Regions from separate parts of the Homo sapiens genome. Here region 2 is linked to region 1. A link is a loop called in an ENCODE intact Hi-C map of the cell type or tissue named here. Cell type or tissue: dorsolateral prefrontal cortex. All regions are shown on one strand. Links, peaks and the distances in the headings refer to the core of each region. The heading gives the core; the rest is flanking DNA. Region 1 has its middle 16 kb from the start of TRG-CCC5-1. Region 2 has its middle 7.7 kb from the start of TRN-GTT4-1.

What was found. Hi-C counts contacts between places; a loop is a spot of excess contacts. Peaks named below come from ENCODE experiments on the same cell type or tissue, not always from the same donor. Only the 100,000 strongest peaks of a DNase experiment are listed, where the experiment ranks them.
Region 2: it touches region 1 in a loop (1.0-fold over the local background); 1 of 110 quality-filtered maps calls a loop at or near these places.

What each region holds. Positions count from the first base shown.
Region 1 is chr1:16,708,212-16,713,583 of GRCh38, forward strand. It overlaps the pseudogene ESPNP. Among named protein-coding and RNA genes, the nearest start is that of TRG-CCC5-1, 16 kb to the right of the region's middle. RefSeq lists an enhancer at 1-460. In dorsolateral prefrontal cortex, for the core only: no CTCF peak of the experiment used is centred there; a DNase peak (open chromatin) is centred at 2,646; H3K4me3 peaks cover 700 bases.
Region 2 is chr1:16,879,277-16,884,648 of GRCh38, forward strand. No RefSeq gene overlaps it. Among named protein-coding and RNA genes, the nearest start is that of TRN-GTT4-1, 7.7 kb to the right of the region's middle. In dorsolateral prefrontal cortex, for the core only: no CTCF peak of the experiment used is centred there; no DNase peak of the experiment used is centred there.

The sequences.
Region 1 (5,372 bases), core at 289-5,288:
CGCTGCCGCCCGGGGGGCTCCGCCTGGACTGAGTCCTGAGCCACCCTCCCTCAGAGGCCCCTGAGGGCGTCCCACCCAGCACTGCCCTGCCCTCAGTCCCACTTTTTTTTTTTTTTTTTTTTTTTTGAGAAGAAGTCTAGCTCTGTCGCCCAGGCTGGAGTGCAGTGGCTGGATCTTGGCTCACTGCAATCTCTGCCTCCCGGGTTCAAGCGATTCTTCTGCTTCAGCCTCCTGAGTAGCTGGGATTACAGGCATGCGCCACCACGCCCCGCTAATCTTTTGTATTTTTAGTAGAGACGGGGTTTCACCATGTTGACCAGGCTGGTCTCGAACTTCTGACCTTGTGATCCGCCCGCCTCGGCCTCCCAAAGTGCTGGGATTACAGAGCCACCGCGCCCAGCCTCAGTCCCACTTTTTAACCGAGGTCTACAAAGATGTGGTGAGCTGGCCTTTCCTCCCCTCTCGCCCACTGTCACCATGAGTCCCCACAACTGCTGTGTCTGACCTCTATCCCTTTCATCGTGTGCCCCCTCCATCTGGAATGTCCTTCCATCCTCCTCCCTCTTGAAGACTCAGTACCCATCCCTCCTCCATGAGGGCCACCCTGATTTATTTCCCCCTTGCTGGCCTCCGCCCCACACTGCCCAGGGCCACTATGAGCATGACCTGTCATGCTTGGTTGACCATAACTGATTTTGACCTTTGCCTCCCCCAGAAGACTGAGTTCCCAGCGGGCAGGGTGGTAAGGGTTGCCAGACAAAATGCAGTTCACACAGTTCAACCGGAATTTCGGATGAACGGATAATGCTTTAGTATTCTATATCCCAAATATTGCATGGGACATACTTATACTAAAATACAACTTTTTTATCTGAGATTCAAAGCTAGTCAAACATCCCGGGTTTTGTTGTTGCTGTTTTTGTTAATCTGGCAGCCCTCGGGATGTCCACTATGTACTGAATGCTTCTGCTGTGCTAGCTCTGGGCTACGGCACTGGCAAGCAGGTTCTTCTTTTTTTATTTTTATTTTTGAGACGGAGTCTTTCTCTGTCATCCAGGCTGGAATGCAATGGCGCAATCTCAGCTCACTGCACCCTCTGCCTCCTGGGTTCAAGCCATTCTCCTGCCTGAGCCTCCCAAACAGCTGGGACTACAGGCATGTGCCACCACGCCTGGCTAATTTTCGTATTTTTAGCAGAAACCCAGTTTTGCCATCTTGGCCAGGCTGGTCTCAAACTCCTGAGCTCAAGTGATCCGCCTGTCTCGGCCTCCCAAAGTGCTGGGATTACAGGTGTGAGCCACTGCGCCCGGCCATCAACTATTACTGTGACCATCAACTGAGATTACACCGGTAAGGCACCTAGCAGGGGACCTGCCAGAATCAGAATTCAGTCAATGGTGCAGCTACAGCTGGGGAGGCTCACAGGTGGGGCTGGGACTCTGTGCCATCACCCATAGTCCCACAACAGAGGCACAGACTCAGCTCTCTCCTCGGTCACACAGTTGGTAAGTGGCACTTGAACACCCATCTGTCTGTGCATGCAGGGCCTGGCTGGCAATATGGGCATGCAGGGAGTGAAGAGATGGAATGTGTCTCAGGGGCTCCTCCTAGGGCCTAGTTTTCGGCTGTCACTGTCCCTTATCCTTGCTCTGCCAGCCCAGAGGGGGCCTACCTAGGGAACAGCAGGGCTGTCCTGGCTGCTGGGCTGTTGGGTGTGAACAGCCCAGGGTGCAGTTGCCACCAAAGGACACTAGGTGGAGCCACAACCTACCCCCAGACCCAGGAGAAGTTCCAGGTTGGGGGCCACGACCTATTGGGTTCCAGTTCACCTTTTGTGCCTAGGAGGCCAATTCCTCACAGGACTTGACATCCTGCCCATCTACCTCCCCCAGTCTTTCACCCCGTAGATCAACCACATGCTCCACCCTGCATTCATCCCTCGTTCACCCATCCAACTGCCCATCCACTTGTTGCCTGCCCATCAACGTGCACCAGGCTACCCCCCTTTGCCCACCCACCCTCTTGTTCCCAACACGACTCAGCCCCTCTTCTGACCCCTGTCACGTGTGCCCTCTCCCTCCCTCTCACACACATCCTGAGCCCCTCCCAGCTGGCATCTCCCTGTCCCTAAAGCCCTGGTTCTCTGTCCACTTCCCTGACTCCTGAGACCCCAAGGCTGACTCTGACTGAGACCCCTGACTCTGCAGCCCCCATGGACCCCCACTCACTGATTTCTCCTCCCTCCCCACTCCCTAGACACAGGGCTGCCATTTGCTGGGGCTGATGCTGAGCCGGGCACTTCATGATGGTGCGGGGAGCAGGCACCATGCCTGGTGATCCAGAGGGGGTCCCGTCAACACAGATGAGGGAGACAGAAGACCCAGCTACGTATCTATCTTCAGAAACATGCTGGCTCGTGGCTGCCAGCCTCCACACCCCAGCGCCAGCGTCACCCCCACACACACTCACATACTGCTGCATCAGAACAGGCTGTTGAATATTTCATGACCGACGCTCAGCGGCCTAAATTATTCACCCCGTAACCAAGGCACAGTGAGTGCCGGGGTCTTTGGGATCAGGGGCTGGTGGGGGCCCACTGGGTTCTTTCTGCAGAGGCCCACGGCGGTGTACACAGCGGGTGGGGGGCCAGACCTGCAGTGAGCTCTGCTCTCTCAGCACTCCCTACTTGGCAGAGATCCATGACCCAGGGGTGCCCAGCCAGCCAGAGAAGGTCTGAGAAGCTGGCATCAAGCAGGATCTGAGCAGCAGGGGGAAGTGGTACCCACGGCCTCCTGCAGGGCCGCTGGCTGGCACTCCCAGCCCAAGTTCCTGGCACGGAATGAGCCCTCAGTAAGTGCTGGAGCTCATCACCATTCTCATTAGTATTCCACCATCTGCACTCATGCGCCCCATTATGGAGTCAGAGCCTCCAGCTTGGAATACCCCAGAACATGAGGCAGATATGCTGTTGGGCTGGGTGGGAAGGGGTCCTGGCTCAACATCCCCTTCCACCTTGGCCTGAGGACAAGAAGAACAATGGGCACTCTCACAGTCACTGGGGAGTATTACAAAGATATGGATGAGCATAAGGACCAAAATGAAATTCCCATCACACACCTGGAATCCAAGCACCTCGGGAGGCCAAAGCAGGAGGACTGCCTGAGCCTAGGAGTTCGAGACCAGCCTGGGCAACATAGAGAGACCTCCGTCTCTACAAACAATACAAAAATGAGCCAGGTGTGTTGGTGCACACCTGTAGTCCCAGCCACTCAGGAGGCTGAGGAGGGAGGATCACTTGAGTCCAAGAAGTTGAGGCTGCAGGGAACTATGATCATACCGCTGCACTCCAGCCTGGGTGTCAGAGCAAGAGCCTATCTCTAAAATAAATAAATAAATGAGAAAATAAACAAAATTCCCATCACTAGAGAGAGGAATTAATAAAAGTAATAATAGTAAATAATAATAATAGTGATAGCAGCCACCATTTACTGAATGATTACTCTGTCTCAAGCACTGTGATGAGTACAACACACACGTTCTCTCAGCTGGTCTTTGTAACAACCCCACAGGACAGGTGTTAGCATTGTTCTTCTGGTACAGATGAGGAAACTGAGGCACAGAGAGCTAAGATCACTCTGTGAGAAAGAGGCAGAGCCCCGATTTGAGGCTGTGTCTGATGCAGAGCCTGCTTCTGACTCCAAATGTGCCACGTCTACACCCCTTCTGCTCTTGGTCGGTCTGTCCCTCTGCCTCCCTCCCTCCCTCCCACTGCACAGACCACTGCCCTTCCCCACAGACCTCACTGCTGGGAACTCAGGAACACTCTTTGACAGCTGCTGGGGCACAGCCCCGCAGGAGGACCTGGCTCGAGTCCCGTGCCTTTGAGCTGTGCCACAGTCTTGCTTCTTGTCTCTTTGTGTTCCCAAACCCATCCATGAAATGGGGGCAACAGTTGTCATCCTGACCTCGTGCAGAGTGCCTGAGAAGTGCCTGCAGAGCCCTGAGCACAGGCCTGGTGCCTGGCGCACAGCCATTGCTGAACTTTAGGATCCTTCCCTGTGCCTGGGAGGACCAGCCACCAGGGGGGTCTATGGCTGGCCTGGCCTGTCCGGGTCCTGCCAAGTACGGGCCAGGCTGGGCATCATTTCTGCTGTGGGGAACACTACCTAGAGGGGAGAGGATGGGTCTTGGGGGAGACCTCTGACTCCCAGACCCTTGCCAGCTCTAGCCCTGACCACAGTGACAGCTGCAGAAAAGTGCTCCCAGACCAAGCCCTTGCCCTTTGCCCCGGCTTTGACCCAAACCCTCTTTGTAGGTCAGAGGCGCCCTGGCGATGATCGTATAAATCATGATTTGTTTTCTTTCTCCTGGGAACAAAGATGCTATGGATGAACTGTAACTATTCATCAAGTCACCTCTGATTACACAAAAGAAACATGGGTCCCCCGTGTGGGCTGTGGGAATCTCTGGCGGAGACTGGTGCCAGCTGACTGCCAGCACCGCCGCAGGGAGTGAGCTGCCCATGGAGCCAGAGTCGGGCTGCAGAATGATTCCCGCAGCCCGCCCCACTGCCAGTCACGCCTCCCCAGAGGGAGGCCAGGAAGAGGCTGTCCCTCCGAGGATCAGTCTGGTTGTGGCCCGTGACTGCTTTCAATTGAAATTCACGGAGCCTTTGGTGGATCTACGGCTCTCGGTGTCCTCCAGTCAAACTTCCCGGCCTATGTTAAAAGATTCCCAAGTAGGCCTGGCCCAGGGAAGAAATGCAGCCCCGATTTGAGAAAGGTTCTACACCCCAGCCCATCAGCTAGCATGGAATAGTTCCAGAAGCCTACAGTTGCCTGCAACTCTCCCAGCCTCCCAGGTCTTCCTCCTGGCCCGTAATTAGGCCAAATTTGACCCCCCCTGAGGCCTCTACACCTCCCCACATCACTGCCAGTTCCACCATGGCAGGGCTGCGAGGCCGACCCTCTTTTCATTAGGTTCTCAGCTCTCCTCCCCTCAAAGATGCCTGGCTTCCCTGACCCCTCAACTTAAAGAACCATCCCCATCGCTTCCTACCAAACTCCTCATTTCACTATATAGCACTTGCCACTCCTGAATTATCTTGTTCTCCTATTCCTCAGACCCATACATGCGTGGATAGAAGAATGTGTGGCTGACGTGATGACAGGCCGGGCAGTTGAGTGCACCCACTTGCTGTTTGTTGAATGAATAAATATGAGAAGGGACATCCAGGCCAGGAGTAGGGGATGTCTCTTCACTCATGGCCGCAGCCTGGTAGAGCAGGTTAGATCCACTTGCCAGATAGGCTCGGAAATGCCCAGAGGGGAGTTTTGTCTAGGGTCACATGCAATGAGCTGTAGGCAGAGTGG
Region 2 (5,372 bases), core at 185-5,184, 170 kb after region 1:
ATATATAGGATGGGGGAAAGGGGATTATCTATGAATGTAGGCATCACTCTCTCTTGGGCAGTTATCACATTGGCAGACTGAAGGGATGTGATTTCTACAGTCAAACTATCCATTTGGAGTACAAATCTGGAGTGGCTGTAAAATTCGGTTCTCAGAGATGAACTTGCAGATTCAGACTTTCAATTGTTCTGTTGTTTTAGTTTTTCTCATCAACTGGGGAACTGTTTGTGACTAAGCTTTGTTAAAAGTAGAGAAGAGTTTTTCATAGTTCCAACATTAGTTGTTACCCGAAACAAACAAAAACACACACACATACAATTAAACAATAATCTTTGGTGAGGTCTTGCTGATACCTGAGGCTGGAGTGAGAGCTGACTGGTGATACAGGCCAGGTGCAAACTGAGTGCAACTAAGTGGATAATCTCCAGTAGTGAACTACAGTCTAGAAGAAGATAGTAATAATAGATTAAAAAAAAGTCTCCTGAAGTGAACCAGCTGGCGTGTGGTGTAGGACACAGGACCCCACCCACCTTATGATTCTAAGAGCCTTGCTCAAAGCCACTGCAGTTGAGTTCGCTAGGTCTCTACCACCTCCTCAGCATCAATTGACTCTCCATAATACTCCTCTGGAGAGAAATAAGGGTCTTTCAACCTCCCAGGAAGGGATTTGCTTAGCCTCAAATATGCACATTCAGGAATAGCTTGTCGTAAGAAAGAGAGGATAGTTTGCAGAGAAATAACCCTCCTAAGTCCACATCCTATTCCTTTTAAATAAGAGAGTGGTGACAAGGGAAGAGCCCTAGAATGTCAAAGCCAACAGGGTGCTCAGATACCACCCAAGTACAGTTCCATCTTTGGCCATAAGGAGACAATGGTGTCAAGAGGTTAAGGCCGTATGATCTGTAGGTGAAAAATCTGGGATGGGAATCAAGTCCTCAAACCTTTTCCACTACATCACAGAGTTTAGGAGCAGTTAGAGGGAAGGCTTCAATCTGGAGAACACTAACAGGCTCTAGAGATTATTGGGTCATGGTGGCTGGGACAGAAATAAGGATTCACAGAAAGATGTTTATAGTAAATGTTCTTTTGGGATTTTGCTTGATAAAAAGGCTGAGCAAAAGTAAAAATTTATTTCTTTTCTTTTCTTTTTTTTTTTTTTTTTTGTTTAGACAGTTTCACTCTTGTTTCCCAGGCTGGAGTGCAATGGTGCAACCTCAGCTCACCACAACCTCCACCCCCTGGGGTTCAAGCAATTCTCCTGCCTCAGCCTCCCAAGTAGGTGTGATTACAGGCATGCACCACCACGCCCAGCTAATTTTTTTTTTTTTTTTTTTTTTTTTTAGTAGAGACAGGGTTCCTCCATGTTGGTCAGGCTGGTCTCAAACTCCCAACCTCAAGTGATCCTCCCAAAGTGCTGGGATTACAGGCTCCAGCCACCACACCCGGCCAAAAGTAAAAATTTTCTAATTGCAATTCTGAACCACTTAGGGGTTGTGAAATCAATATAGTGGACTGCTTATTACTACAGGCTTTATTTAAATTCTAGGTAGGGTGGATTACACATAGTAAAAGATTTTTTAAAAACTGATCACAGGACAGGCGCGGTGGCTCATGCCTGTAATCCCAGCACTTTGGGAGGCTGAGGCAGGTGGATCACGCGGTCAGGAGATTGAGACCATCCTGGCTAACACGGTGAAACCCCGTCTCTACTAAAAATAAAAAAAAAAAAAATTAGCTGGGCATGGTGGTGGGTGCCTGTAGTCCCAGCTACTCAGGACGCTAAGGCAGGAGAATGGTGTAAACCCGGGAGGGCGGAGCTTGCAGTAAGCCAAGGTCACGCCAATGCACTCCAACCTGGGCAACAGAGCAAGACTCCATCTCAAAAAAAGAAAAAAAAAAACTGATCACAAAGAATTGTATATTTCTCACTGCGTCTTGTGGTCAGAAAAGTTTGAGAAACTACTCTACATAGGCAAATTACAGGTCCAATCTCTCCATCTACCTCTTTATCTCTTCTCTATTTCCACGCTATGCAGACAAGACCACGGAGAGAGGAAGGCAAATTCCATCAATGGGTGCTGTTAAGCCTTTTCTATGAGGTAGCTGCACATTTGGGGCACTTCAATACTGGTTACTTGAGATTCTAGTAGACAGATTGTCCTTTTCATCTCTAGCCACATGGTAAAATTACTTGGGAGCTTTTTAAGACTACTAGTGGCTTCCACCCACCTGGAAGCATTTAAATCAGAATCTCTATGTGTAGAGTCCAGGCACTTGTGTTAGTTAAAACCTCACCAGGCTTTATAATATGACAGAGTGGTTTAAAGCTACGGAGTAGACCCACCCTATTTCCTACCTTTCTCTTTGTTTCTCTTTCACCATAGGCTTCTTTCCCATGAGAAAGTAAAGATTTTAGTCTCTGTTTTCAGAGTCTCAAGTAAATCACTCTCTTTCTCAACTGGACTTCCAAGGCAAAGATTTCTTTCTATTTATCTATCTGCATTTTTACAAAGTTGGCCTCTGGATTCCCTTTTCCCAAACCTAATTCACCACAAAGGTGCCCCTCAAGTCAAGGAGCTGGGCTTTCATACACCTGCACCTGTCAATCATGGTAAATATTTTGCAGGCAGGGTTGCTGGGTGCTGTGGGATTGACGTAAACTCCCAGGTATTGCCAGCTCTGAGCCTCAGGCAAGCTTGTGACTAAATGACTCCAGTAGTCTGAGGATAGTCCTTACTCAGAAGGGTCTTTGGAAGCAAAAGCAAACATAGGCATGAGAGGGTAAAAAAAAAAAAAAAAAAAAAAAAAAAAATCTCATGTCATCTTGGCTTATACCTAACAGAACTTGTGCAAGAATGGATATTAAGGTGGGTATTGTACAGAGCAGAACTTAATAAATACCAAGTCTGGAGTTTAAGGGATAGGCTGAAGAGATTTTGCAGGCTTGTAAACATTTTTGCCAACTTGAACACACTTTTGTTTGGGTTTGGTTTTTCTCCTCATTGGTAAGAGCTACGCACAATAGGGTAGCTAAGATATTATAATTTGAATCGATACATTTGTATTTTGCCAAGGATCAAGATGAACTATGATGATTTCCATTTTTTAGTACTTTATTTTCATCAGTTTGAAAATTAGGACTTTTGCTCCTTTTTTGGCTTGTGGCACCTTTTTGGTTTTCACACTTTCTCAAAGACCAGTAACTTAGAATCTAAATTATGATTGCTTATTCTTTCAGTACTCTAGGGGAAAGTTGATTTAATCTTGACAAAATGTATTCAGTTAAAATAATTGTTCTCTTAAATCTTTCTTTCTTTCTTTCTTTCTTTTTTCTTTTTTTGGAGATGGAGTCTTGCTCTGTCACCCAGGCTAGTGTGCAGTGGCACAATCTTGGCTCACTGCAACCTCCGCCTCCTGGGTTCAAATGACTCTCCTGCCTCGGCCTCCCGAGTAGCTGGGCCTATAGGCGCATGCCATCACGCCCGGCTAATTTTTGTATTTTTAGTAGAGATGGGGTTTCACCATGTTGTTCTCTTAAATCTTTTCACCTTTTAAGTTTGTCCTTCCTTTCTCCAATTTGCAATAGGGGAGTGTGGCTCGCAGCTAAATAGTAGACTTCTCAGAGCTACTTATTCCTGGAGCCTGGCAGTCTGCAGGCCTGGAGGGGGAGCATCTAGAAAGCAGCCCTCTCTAAGTTGAGAATAACTATGAGAATTGTGGGTTATAAGGCTTTGAGCAGCTCTGGCCTCCCCGTCCTCTTTTGTTTCTACTGTGGGATGTGACAAGAGAAGGAACTCATCTGAGAGAGACTTCATATTGTGGCCTTTCACCGATTACTTCTGGAAATTTGATTCAGGCAAGCCAGGGAGAGTGTCTGGTATTCTTCTCTGAGAAGAAGAATTCATTATACAGCTGGACAATGGAATCTATGATCTGCCTGTAGAGGTTAGAGGTGCATCCTGTTCCGGGAAATAATTACAATTTAGGCAAGTTATACATGTTTGCTTAAGAGAATGCTTTCTGCACATTTCATGTTCTTCCTTTCTATCTTAGCCTAGGGAGAAAACCGTGGGGACTCAGGGCTGGAACTTTAGTGTGATGGGGCAGAAGCTTAATTTTCACATGATTCTCAACAAATGGCAGCATATCCCATGTATTATCATGTCCAATGGCTGCAATATGAAGGAGGCTTTTCCGAAATAGTTGCTGCTTTGGTAAAAAATTAACTAGATGGATTCAAAGTCAAATTTGAAGAAAGCTGAGCAGGCAGAAGAAACAATCAGTGAACCTGAAGATAAGGCAATGGAAATCATCCAGTTTGAGGAACAGAAATAAAAAAAGATTGAAGAAAAGTGAACAGAGCCTAAGTGACCATCAAGTGGACCACCATGTACATTGTGGAAGTTCTTTTTTGTTGTTGTTGTTTTGGGGGGTGGGAGGGGGGAAGGAGTTTCATTTTTGCTGCCCAGACTGGAATGCAATGGCGCTATCTCAGCTCACCGCAACCTCTGCCTCCTGGTTTCAAGCAATTCTCCCACCTCAGCCTCCCAAGAGGCTGAGATTGCAGGCATGCACCACCATGCCTGGCTAATTTTGTATTTTTAGTAGAGACGGCATTTCTCCATGTTGGTCACGCTGGTCTCAAACTCCTGACCTCAGGTGATCCTCCCGCCTCGGCCTCCCAAAATGCTGGGATTACAGGCATGAGCTACTGCTCCCAGCCTTGCATTGTGGAATTTCTAAAGAAGAGGGAGAGAAGGGCAATAGAGAATATTTGAAGAAATCATGGCTGAAAACTTCCCAAATTTGATGAAAGACATGAATACAAACACAGTAGCCTAACAAACTCCAAGTAAGATAAACCTAAAGAGACCTACACCAAAACGCATTATAATCAAACTTTCAAAAGTCAAAGAGAATCTTTAAATTGGTAAGAGAAAAGCAACTGGTCACATGCAAGAAATCTTTAATAAGATTATCAACAGATTTCTCATCAGAAACTTTGGAAGCTGGAAGGACAGGAAATCAAAAGCTGCCAACAACCAGGAGGGGTGGCTCATATCTATAATCCCAACACTTTGGGTGGCTGAGGCAGGCAGATCACTTGAGGTCAGGAGCTCAAGACCAGCCTGGCCAACATGACAAAACCCTGTCTCTATTAAAAATACAAAAATTAGCCAGGCGTGGTGGTGGGTGACTGTAATCCCAGCGACTTGAGAGACCAAGGTGGGAGAATCACTTGAACCTGGGAGGCGGAGGTTGCAGTAAGCCAAGATCTCGCCACTGCACTCCAGCCTGGGTGATAGGGTGAGACTCTGTATTAATAAACAAACAAACAAACAAAAGCTGCCCGTGAAAGGGAAAAGGATCAA